Linked DNA regions of Homo sapiens: regions 2 and 3 are each linked to region 1. Evidence: chromatin contacts called from ENCODE Hi-C or POLR2A ChIA-PET data. All regions are on one chromosome and are shown on one strand. Each heading gives the region's core, a stretch centred on a gene start or an enhancer-like site at or near the end of the contact. The rest is flanking DNA. Distances are from core to core; before and after follow the strand shown.

Evidence for each region. Hi-C counts contacts between places; a loop is a spot of excess contacts on that map. ChIA-PET counts read pairs that join two places held with the same protein, here RNA polymerase II (POLR2A). Pooled maps may share reads with other maps.
Region 2: a map of gastrocnemius medialis shows a loop between it and region 1 (10-fold over the local background). The contact joins the promoter of KICS2 here to the promoter of CNOT2 in region 1. A Hi-C loop is called at or near these places in 2 of 168 maps with a recorded cell type or tissue (gastrocnemius medialis and naive thymus-derived CD4-positive, alpha-beta T cell) and 7 of 50 pooled maps.
Region 3: a loop to region 1 is called in a map of naive thymus-derived CD4-positive, alpha-beta T cell, with 13 times the contacts of the local background. The contact joins the promoter of NAP1L1 here to the promoter of CNOT2 in region 1. A Hi-C loop is called at or near these places in 1 of 168 maps with a recorded cell type or tissue (naive thymus-derived CD4-positive, alpha-beta T cell), 1 of 37 single-sample maps with no recorded cell type and 8 of 50 pooled maps. POLR2A ChIA-PET finds 5 or more read pairs at or near these places in 1 of 52 experiments (activated CD4-positive, alpha-beta T cell).

The regions. Positions count from the first base shown.
Region 1 is chr12:70,241,809-70,244,808 of GRCh38, forward strand. CNOT2 (CCR4-NOT transcription complex subunit 2) reads left to right here and starts at 1,625. Exons shown (of 16, transcript NM_014515.7): 1 at 1,625-1,672. PRANCR (progenitor renewal associated non-coding RNA) reads right to left here and starts at 1,552. Exons shown (of 5, transcript NR_120460.1): 1 at 1,504-1,552; 2 at 1,016-1,085; 3 at 373-421. RefSeq lists enhancers at 911-2,110, 1,285-1,484, 2,215-2,354 and silencers at 1,044-1,583, 1,655-1,914.
Region 2 is chr12:64,220,839-64,223,838 of GRCh38, forward strand. KICS2 (KICSTOR subunit 2) reads right to left here and starts at 1,458. Exons shown (of 3, transcript NM_152440.5): 1 at 1,165-1,458. The coding sequence starts at 1,399. LOC124902952 (a long non-coding RNA gene) reads left to right here and starts at 1,511. Exons shown (of 2, transcript XR_007063347.1): 1 at 1,511-1,705. RefSeq lists enhancers at 982-1,101, 1,172-1,231, 1,266-1,860, 1,342-1,431, 1,582-1,771 and 1 more.
Region 3 is chr12:76,083,078-76,086,077 of GRCh38, forward strand. It overlaps NAP1L1 (nucleosome assembly protein 1 like 1), which reads right to left and starts at 1,608. Exons shown (of 15, transcript NM_004537.7): 1 at 1,490-1,608. LOC124902970 (a long non-coding RNA gene) reads left to right here and starts at 2,008. Exons shown (of 2, transcript XR_007063379.1): 1 at 2,008-2,090. RefSeq lists silencers at 923-992, 1,043-1,102, 1,173-1,222, 1,363-1,442, 1,883-2,042 and an enhancer at 1,338-1,879.

The DNA.
Region 1 (3,000 bases), core at 375-2,874:
GTAAAATACTCAAGGTAATAAAACTCTCATATCAGACTTACACCCTCTGGAAGTCATTCCATAGAGGTATATTCAATCTTTTAACACACCATCTTATGGTTGAAGATGTTAACATGAGAAGGAGGAGAAAGCAGGAAGAGGAAGGGACTATTTGCAGAAGACGGGGAGAAAGAAAGGAAAGACACTAGTATGTGTTGTTCCTCCTCGAATTTTCCTGAAGTGAAAAAAAAACAGTGAAGTAGAGTGTTTGATGAAATGAATAACCAAGCAAAACATTTTCTACCTACACCAGTACCACTAGGAGTTGAAATAAATTCACACAATGTCTGCTGATATGTCAAAACACCTTACCTTCAAAAACATGACAGTTACCTTTTATTTTATAGTATGCTTGTGTTTCTTCCTATTTCTTGCTTTTGACCTTCAATGATAAATGTAAACTGGATTACAGTGATTCTTTTGTAAGTAAAAGGTGACTTTTTAAAAGAAACAACCAATGGAAATAGAAATTTTATTTACTTCAAATTAACTGTACTTTACTCAAATAGAAAAGAATAATTTTCACATTATGAAGCTACACAATTCCAAAATACACATGCTGAGGCTCTTTTTAAGTCCGAATTGTCTAGTAATTACAAAAAAGTGAAGAGTTTACAGATATACAAGGAAATAAAGGCGAATTATTGCAAAGAAAACAAGTTTAATTTCACTTTGAATGACAACGATTTTTCTGGAAAGCAGATACTTCACTCCTTTAAGTTTCCACCCAAGCCACAATAATTTCAAACGGTCTTGCGGATGACCCAGCTGGTCACTCTTGTTTATGTGGGGACTGGAGGTAATGAGAGCCAAAAAAAGTGCTATAAACCTAATTTGGCTAGAGCAAGTTCACACGACACGACCGTGCTTTAAAAACTTGCTCTCCATTATGTACTTCCTTCCATCAGGTTGGGGAAAAAAAAATGGTGGGGATGGTGAGTAAACACACCAGTGGTTTCATCAGAGGGGAACTCACTACTCAGGAGGTGACGGTGACGTGGTGCCGGTCCCTGAAGTACGCGCACAAGCTCCGGAGGTTGCGGGAGCTGAGGGAGGAAACAGGGACACGATCAGATTCGCTCCAGGTGGCGGGAGTGAGGAGGGGAGGAGTGACGAGGCGGACGTGCGGGGGCGGGGGTGTCCAACACAAACACAAACACAAACACGAACACGAACACGCTCAGCGTCCCCGGGGAGGGCGGACTGAAGCCACCTCACCATTCATCGCCCCTGGACCCCGCAGTCCCCCTCGGACTCAGGGCCAGAGCCTTCTGCGAAGCAACCTAGCCCCAGGGAAACGGTAGCGGCCGCAGAAGCCCCGCTCTCTGTAACGGCCGCGGAGGAGCAGCAAGCCTCCCTGTGAGTCGGTGGGAGACAAGACGGAGCGGCGGTAAGGGCGGTAGGGAAGTGAAGCGCCTCTCTCCACCTTGTTAGAAGCGCGCTGAAAGCGGCCTGCCTACCCACCCCATCGCTGCCGTTTTGCAGTCGTCGCTCCCACCTTCCGCTGCCGCCTGGAGGGAAGCCGGAGCGACGGGGGTCACGGCGGCGGTCAGAGGGTAAAGGTCTTGCTCCCAGCAGCCTCCGCGGTGGATACGTCGCCATCTTGGATCCGCGGGACAAGAAAATTCATGCGGTGAGTTTTTGGTAAATTTTCGGAAGTCTGGCAGCGGGGCGCGCGGCGGGGGCGGCAGATTCGGGGCCCCCGCAAGGCGGGGGAATGCCCCGGGGCCGGTCCGGTCGCGCCCAGGGTCCGCCGGTAGCGTCCCGGCCCACCGCTTCCCGTTGCTTTTGTCTCGGCTCCAATCGAGAGACGGAGAGCGGAGCGGGCGGGGAGGGGGGTGGCGGCGGTGGAGGGAGGGAGGGGGTGTGTATGGGGGTGGTGGTGGACCGGACGTAAAGCGTCGCTGTACTCGGGCCGCTGCAGCAGCAGCAGCTCCAGATCCTAGGCCCGGTCCCATCCGCGAGTGGTGGGGCTTCCCCAGACTCCACTCCCCTAGGCTCCCGCCAGCGCGGAGGAGCCGCTGCCGCCGCGCTGCTTCCTGGGGGAGAAGAGAAGGCGGCAGCGGCCGTGGCCGTGGCCGACGAGCTCGAGCCCGCTTTAGACGGCTCTGCCGCCTTCCCGGCAGCTGGTGCTGTCTGTGGCTTCTTACCTTCTCTCAATACACGTATATCATCTGCCAGTTATGTGTATTTCTGTTAGTGTGTTTGCAAGTGTCAGATGGGAGACACTGGACTGGCTAACGGGTGTCAGGATCCTGCAGGCCCTGGGATACCGAAGGCTGTGCATGGTGGAGGGAGAAGGAATGCAACTGCGATGCCGCCTCTGCCACCGCACCAGGAAGGTGAAGCTTCCGTAGTGTCGTAGACTGAGTCCGGATGATCCTGGGGCGGCGGAGGAACCACAGACGCTTCTGTCTGTGAAGTTGCAAGTCCTGGGTTTCTACTTCCGCAGGGGCCTCTCCACCTTTTGCTGTCGTAGGTCTCGCTTAAAAGTTTAACAGAAGAAAAGAGTAGGGTTAAAAGAGGCCTTTGTAGTTCTTCATTGAAGCACTGTTGTCTGTCCGGGTGAAAGCTGATAACTCTTGGTAACTGTGGTCCTTAGCAAAAGAGAATTGGAGTTTTCTTTTATACAAAGTATTTCCAAGGTTTTAGACCTTATATTTATTCCAGGCCTGTAGGTACGGTATTACTACCACAAAAGTCTTACATTAAGGGTACCACCCTCTCAGAGGGAACCTAAACATCAACTTCCTTCGAATCCTTGGAGACATCTTCACTTTTCAACATCCGGAAGACTGAGTGCAACATATTTTGTTTCATTTTCATAAAAGTCTTGGTCAGAGAATCCCACTCCTTTTAAAATCGTTTGGGCAATTCCTCATAATTAAGTACACTGCTTTGAACCCTTAGTTCTTGGCGAAATGGTAAAAAGTACTCAGTTAAAATCAGTTCACGAGGGAG
Region 2 (3,000 bases), core at 208-2,707, 6.0 Mb before region 1:
TATAGAAAGGGGAATAATAACACCATAGCAGCAACTGCAAATTTGTGAGAAATGCCATTGTAAAAAGGGGAGGAAAAAAATAAGGTGAAACTATCTGACCAGTTTTTGCTAATAAATTAGCATACTAAATAAGTATGTATAAATCAACATACTTGCTACAGCAATTACGAACTCAGGAAGCCCTGTCTCTTGAGTGTTTACTGAAAGCTCAATAAGATGTACATGGTCACCTTCAGGCAATATAAGGAAAGTAGGGGGCTGGTTAGGGAACGGGGGGGGGTGGATCAAAATGAAATCTACACCAATTTTACATTTCTATTCTCTGTATTTTATATACGTGTCCTTCATTCACATCAGACCTCACGCTTCTGAAAATTGAAGAGTCTAAAACAGGTCAAAGTACTGACTCTGAAACCCCTAGGATTCAAATATATTTATTTGTCATAATTAAGCAGTAATATTATTTTGTATGCATATTCCATGCCTTTTACATCTATTATTTCCTTCTCATCTACTTATACTTATTGCTTCTACTAGTAAAAATCAGTTGAATCAGCTCTTGAATCTTATTTCAGAGGCAAGATGTACATGAAGTGCTAAGAGTGTTTACCATTTTCCCCTTAAGTCTCTTCTTGCTAGTGTTAGGCATATTTCTTGCCTTTCCTGCCCAATATTCATTTATTACTTTAGTCATTAAATATGTATTGGGGGACTATGAAGACGGGGTAGGACTCTAAATGTGACTCTCGGGCCTTAACCTTAAGAGGCCACACAACAGTGTTCAGTAATAGAACTAGGTTGTTTTGCAAAGTTTTGCTCTTCTGGCTGCAGCGTCACTAATTAAAACAATGAAGACATAGTTTGGTTAACTTCTCATTTATGGCATCAATCCATGCACGAGGCAAAAGGGCAAACCCTTCGGTTTGGGTCACAGCCCTGCAAAGAGCATCTACCCAGTTCGCCAATCTATCAGCAGCGCAGGCCGGTGGGCGGGGCTTGTGGAAGCCCAGGGAAGGAAAGGAACGGTGGGAGGAGATCTGGGAATGCCGAGTCGAGCCTGCGACTAGAAGTGACACAGAGACGGGAAACCCAAGCCACTGCCGACTGGGGAATATACCCCCTTTACTTCCTCCTCAAGGGGCTCGGGGGGCGGGGCGGAGGTACCTAGTTTCTGCCCCAGGTAGGTGAGGCTGTGATAGACCTTCTCGGCCGCGGCCAGGTGCGCCAAGGCCGCCAGCAGCGACAGCCAGCTGCCCCCCGCGCTCTTGTTGGCCTCTCGTTCCTTCTCCACATTGTCCTTAGCCTTGTCGTAAGAGAAGATACCCAGGTGAGAGAAGAACGTCTCCAGCACCGCCTGTTCCACCGGGACCGGGGCGGCCAGCGGGATAGACTCCCCCATGCGAGCTGCGCCCCAGCTCGACCCACGTGGCTCTCCTCGGCCTCGCACTTCCGGGTTCTGAGGGAACGGGCTTGCGCACAAGCGTGCGTGCGCGTGACCGCCTCCACCGGCGGACTCGTGAGCGCGCCGCTGCCGGGACCGCTCCTGGGCCTTAGAGAAGACGCGGATAAGGGCCAAGGAAAGAGGGAGGTAGCGGTTGCTGAGCTCCTTCGGCGCTTCGGCTCCTGTAGCTCTGACTATTCGGACCGTCAAGGTAGAATAGGAGGCGGCCAGTTCCCCGCTCTAAGAAGTTGCCTGCGCTCTGAGGTGAGCTGACAGGCCCCTCTCTGTGTGGTTCGTCAGCGCTGGTGACGTCATGCAAACGTGACGTCAGCCCTGGCCAGAACATCTGGCCTGGGCTCTCCAGGCACCTCGCTGGGCCGGCTGGGAGATGGGGAAGTGCCTGGAGTTGTGCCCACACTCACAGCAGGGACCCTAGTCAGCCCTGACACCTTCTACACCAACTCATGGAAGTGATTTGCTGAGATTAGAAGACTGACGGGTAAAGGTTGATCTCCTTCCCATTGCCTAGTTTTCATCACATCACACACCACCGGTTAACTCTCACCTGTATCCCGTTCTAGTTCTCCCGGGTCTGTGTTAGCCCTGCAACTAATAAGTAGAGCCCCTGGCCCAAACTGCATTAACCTTCCTTAAAAAGTTATCTTTTTTTTTTCTTTTTTTTTGAGACGGAGTCTCGCTCTGTCGCCCAGACTGGAGTGCAGTGGTGAGATCTCGGCCCACTGCAGCCTCCACCTCCCGAGTTCAAACGATTTTCCTGCCTCAACCTCCCTAGTAGCTGGGATTACAGGCCAGCGCCACCACACCTGGCTAATTTTCGTATTTTTAATAGAAACAGGGTTTCACCATGTTAGCCAGGCTGGTCTCAAACTCCTGGCTCAAGCAATCTTCCCACCTCAGCCTCCCAAAGTTTTGGGATTACAGGTGTGAGCCACCACCCCTGGCCAGAATGAAGAATACATTAATGTAAATTGTGCACGTTGTCATTTAGAATAATTACAAGTTCCTTTGGCATTTAAGAAACCCCATGAACCCGGCTCATACTTGTATGTCCACTACTTTGAAACACTACCCACTACTCAATAGTTTTTTCCTTTCTTCTTTGTGCATACTTATTTTATGCTTCTTAGTCACACTATTTAATCGCATATATTTACATATCTCTTTCCCCAAGTGGTGAGATCCCTAGGGTACAGTAGGGTTCACTTACAGTTATAATCTTTTCATATTGGACGGCGCAGCCATGTTTGTTGAACAAATGAGAGAATTGCCTATTTTCGTTTTTTCTCAAACTAGAGCTGTTCTGCCATCATCACTACCTTTTAAAGGAAATCCCACTAATCTAATTTTAATGAATAGGTATTGTGCACCTGTTCCCTATACTCAAGAATGTAATTGGATAAGATCAACCCTGTTAACAATGATACAAGGCAGTTTTTTTTTTTTTTGGTTGTTTTATTTTGTTTTGTTTTTGGACAGGGTCTCACTCTTTCCCCCAGGCTGGAGTTTTCCCCAGGCTGGAGTGCAGTGGCATGACCTCG
Region 3 (3,000 bases), core at 358-2,857, 5.8 Mb after region 1:
CTGGTTCATCCTTTTTGCACTCTCAAAGTCTAGCCTTCCCAGATGGGACCTCAGTCCCAGCCCCCCTACACTGCCATCCCCCAGATCTTTAGGGCAGTAGGGTTCATTGACAAGGTTGCAGGCTACAAACTTGGCAAAGTTTATACTAACACCTCATTCCATCCCACCTCCCATCTTAAAAAGGAAACCGTTAAGTATCTTATTCTAGTGACTTCAATAAAGGAACTAATTTATAAGACAGCCAAGAACAATTAAAGTCATAAAGGGCCAAACATTTTATTTTCATCTAAGAACCGTTTGCAGGGGTGGTCCGATCTTTTGGCTTCCCTGGGCCACACTAGAACTGTCTTGGGCCACACGTAAAATACATTAACTAGCTGATGAGCTTTTTTTTCCAAAAAAAAAAAAAAAAAAAAAACCTCATGAATTTGTGTTGGGCCACATTTAAAGCCGTCCTGGGCCGCGGGTTGGACAAGCTTGGTTTAGGGGTTTAGATCGATCAGGATCAATACTCCCCAAATAAAAAACCCTGATCAAGACACCCATCTAACAGTACCTGGGAAACACAATAACAACCTTTTGCTAATAACAGTTAATATAAGCGCTATATACGCGTTAACTTTTTAAAATACTAGCAGTGGAGGCCCTTCCTTATCATCAGCTAACATCCACAATCTCTGGTACCAATAAAAAGATTAAGACCAAAGAGAAGCAGGGAAGAGTTTGAAACCCAGGGACAGGGCTTACTCGCTTACCCTTCCTTTTCACATTCCACCGTCTCTACAACTTTCAAAGTAAGCACAGACCGAGGGCAAGGGTCTCCAACCAGGCCCAGCCAGTGGCCATGAAGCCCATTACCACGTGTGGAGCGAAGCCGCCGGGGGTTTCCCCTCCCCGCGCGGCCGCCCCCAATGGGCGGAGAGCCCGGGAGCGTCGCAGCCTCCCCCGCCCCCTCCCCGCCTCGGGGACTCGTCCCTCCACAGCCCCTCCCTCCCGTCGGAATTCGCAGCCTCCGCCGTTCTTTTCATCTCCCAGCGGCCTCCCTCCTGGTATTATTTTTGAGGGAAAAGCAGGGGGGTGTCCAAGAGGCGGCCGGCTCTGCACTCGGCCCGGCCCGTACGCCGGGGGCCTCCCGGTCCTCGCGGCGCAGCCGAGTCTCAGGGCACCCGGGCGTCACCGCGGCCTCGCTCCGGTCCACGCGGAAAAGACGGTGGAGCTCAGAGAACCTTAGGCCTCCAGGCCGCGCCAACCCCTACGTCGCCTCAGCCGTCCCCGATAAAAGCGCTGGTCGGCCCCGGGGCCCCTCTCAGGCTCCGGGGTCCGGACTCCGCGGTCCTGTCCGACCTCACAGGACGACCCCGGAGGCCACGGGCGGCCAGCGGCCCCGACTCCCGGCTCCCAGTCCCTCCATCCCTCCGGCCCTCCCATCTGCGCAGGCCGCCCAGCCAACACCACGTTCCCCCTTCCCTTCCAGGCCCCCATCCGTTACCGGCGACTAGTATGGGGAGCCAGGCGGCCGGAGCTGCGCAGGCAGTGACTCAGGGCGGCAGCGGCAGCAGCAGCGGGAGGAGCAGGAGGCGGCGCCGCGAGCAGATGGCGCTAAAAAAGACCCAAGAGCCCGCCGCTCGCGCTCATATACAATTAGCGTCAGCACGTAGGGCCCTTTCGCCGCCCTCCTCCCGGCCTTGTAGTCTCCCAGCAACGCGAGCGAGAGGCGGGTCCAGGCCGGGTTGCCTAGCAACTGAACCGTCCTCCTTCCCCGGCGACCTCCATACCCCCACCGAGGACTCCTGCAGCCCCGAGGCCCAGGCGCCGCGCTTGGGCTCCTCTGGTTCCCGCCGGTGTCTAACCTCCTCTGTTAAGCACCCCACCATATCTTTTCTCCCTGCTGAGCCGGAAAGGAAATTTCAACCCCATCAGTTGTGGGGAAGGCCTGGCCCGCGTGCCCGGCGCCCGGCCCGCCCCGCCCCCTTCGGCGTTGTGCTGGGAACGCTCAGGGCTGGCGCCAGTCGCCTGGTCCCTCGCTCGCCGCAGCCTAGACGGCGGACGCTCCCTGTCAAGGCCTAATTCCTGCAACTCGCCGGCCCCCGGTAACCGTTTTCCTTCCCCGCCTAAGAAAAACAGTTTTTTCCTCTAGACCACTTCGGCGGCCTCTTCTGACAGTTTTGCTTCTCCTATGCCAGCGGGTCTCCGCGCCTTTAGGGGGTGCTCGTCATCCTTTGCCCCCCAACCCCCCGCCACATCCTCGTAACTGATGTACAGTCCGTCAGTTCGGCTTCAGTTCTTTTGACGGATGAAAATGGCATATTTGTGCATTCTCTGGATGCGTTATAATGAGGACACTCAGTACGTCCGTTGTTTCATCTTTCTGAAAAAGTAAATCACATTAAATCCTCAGGCTTGTAAAACCTCATAGCTAATTTTCAAGTGATGATGAATTGACTAATACTAACTCAAAAAGTTGTTCTCAGAGTATGGTCTGAGGGTCCCCAGACCCTTTCATGGGGAAGGTCAAAACTATTTCCATATTAATGTCAAGACTGCCTTTTGCATTCTCATTCTCTCACAAGTGTACAGTGGGGTTTTCCGGAGGCTACGTGACATGTGATAAGGAAACAGACTGAAAATAGAAGCAGATAGGAGAATCCAGTCATCTGCGGTTAAACCAGACGTTAAAGAGATTTGCAAAAACTCGATTTGGGGGCAAGGGGGAGTAGTTATTTTTCATATAAAAATTATTTTTTGTTAATATTTGATTGCTTTATTGTTTTTAAATGAAATACTCTTAAAATTTCTCACTTTTAATTTCTGATATAAATATCAGTATCAGTAATGCACATAAAAGTTCTTTGGGGTCCTCAACTTTTAAAGGAGTGTAAAGGAATCCTAAGACCACAAAGTTTGAGAACCTCTTCTCTAAATCTTGCATTTATTGAAACTTCAAACTGCCTAGAATCCCCTATTGTAATCCACACATTTAGCAACTTTATCTTCCGTTTT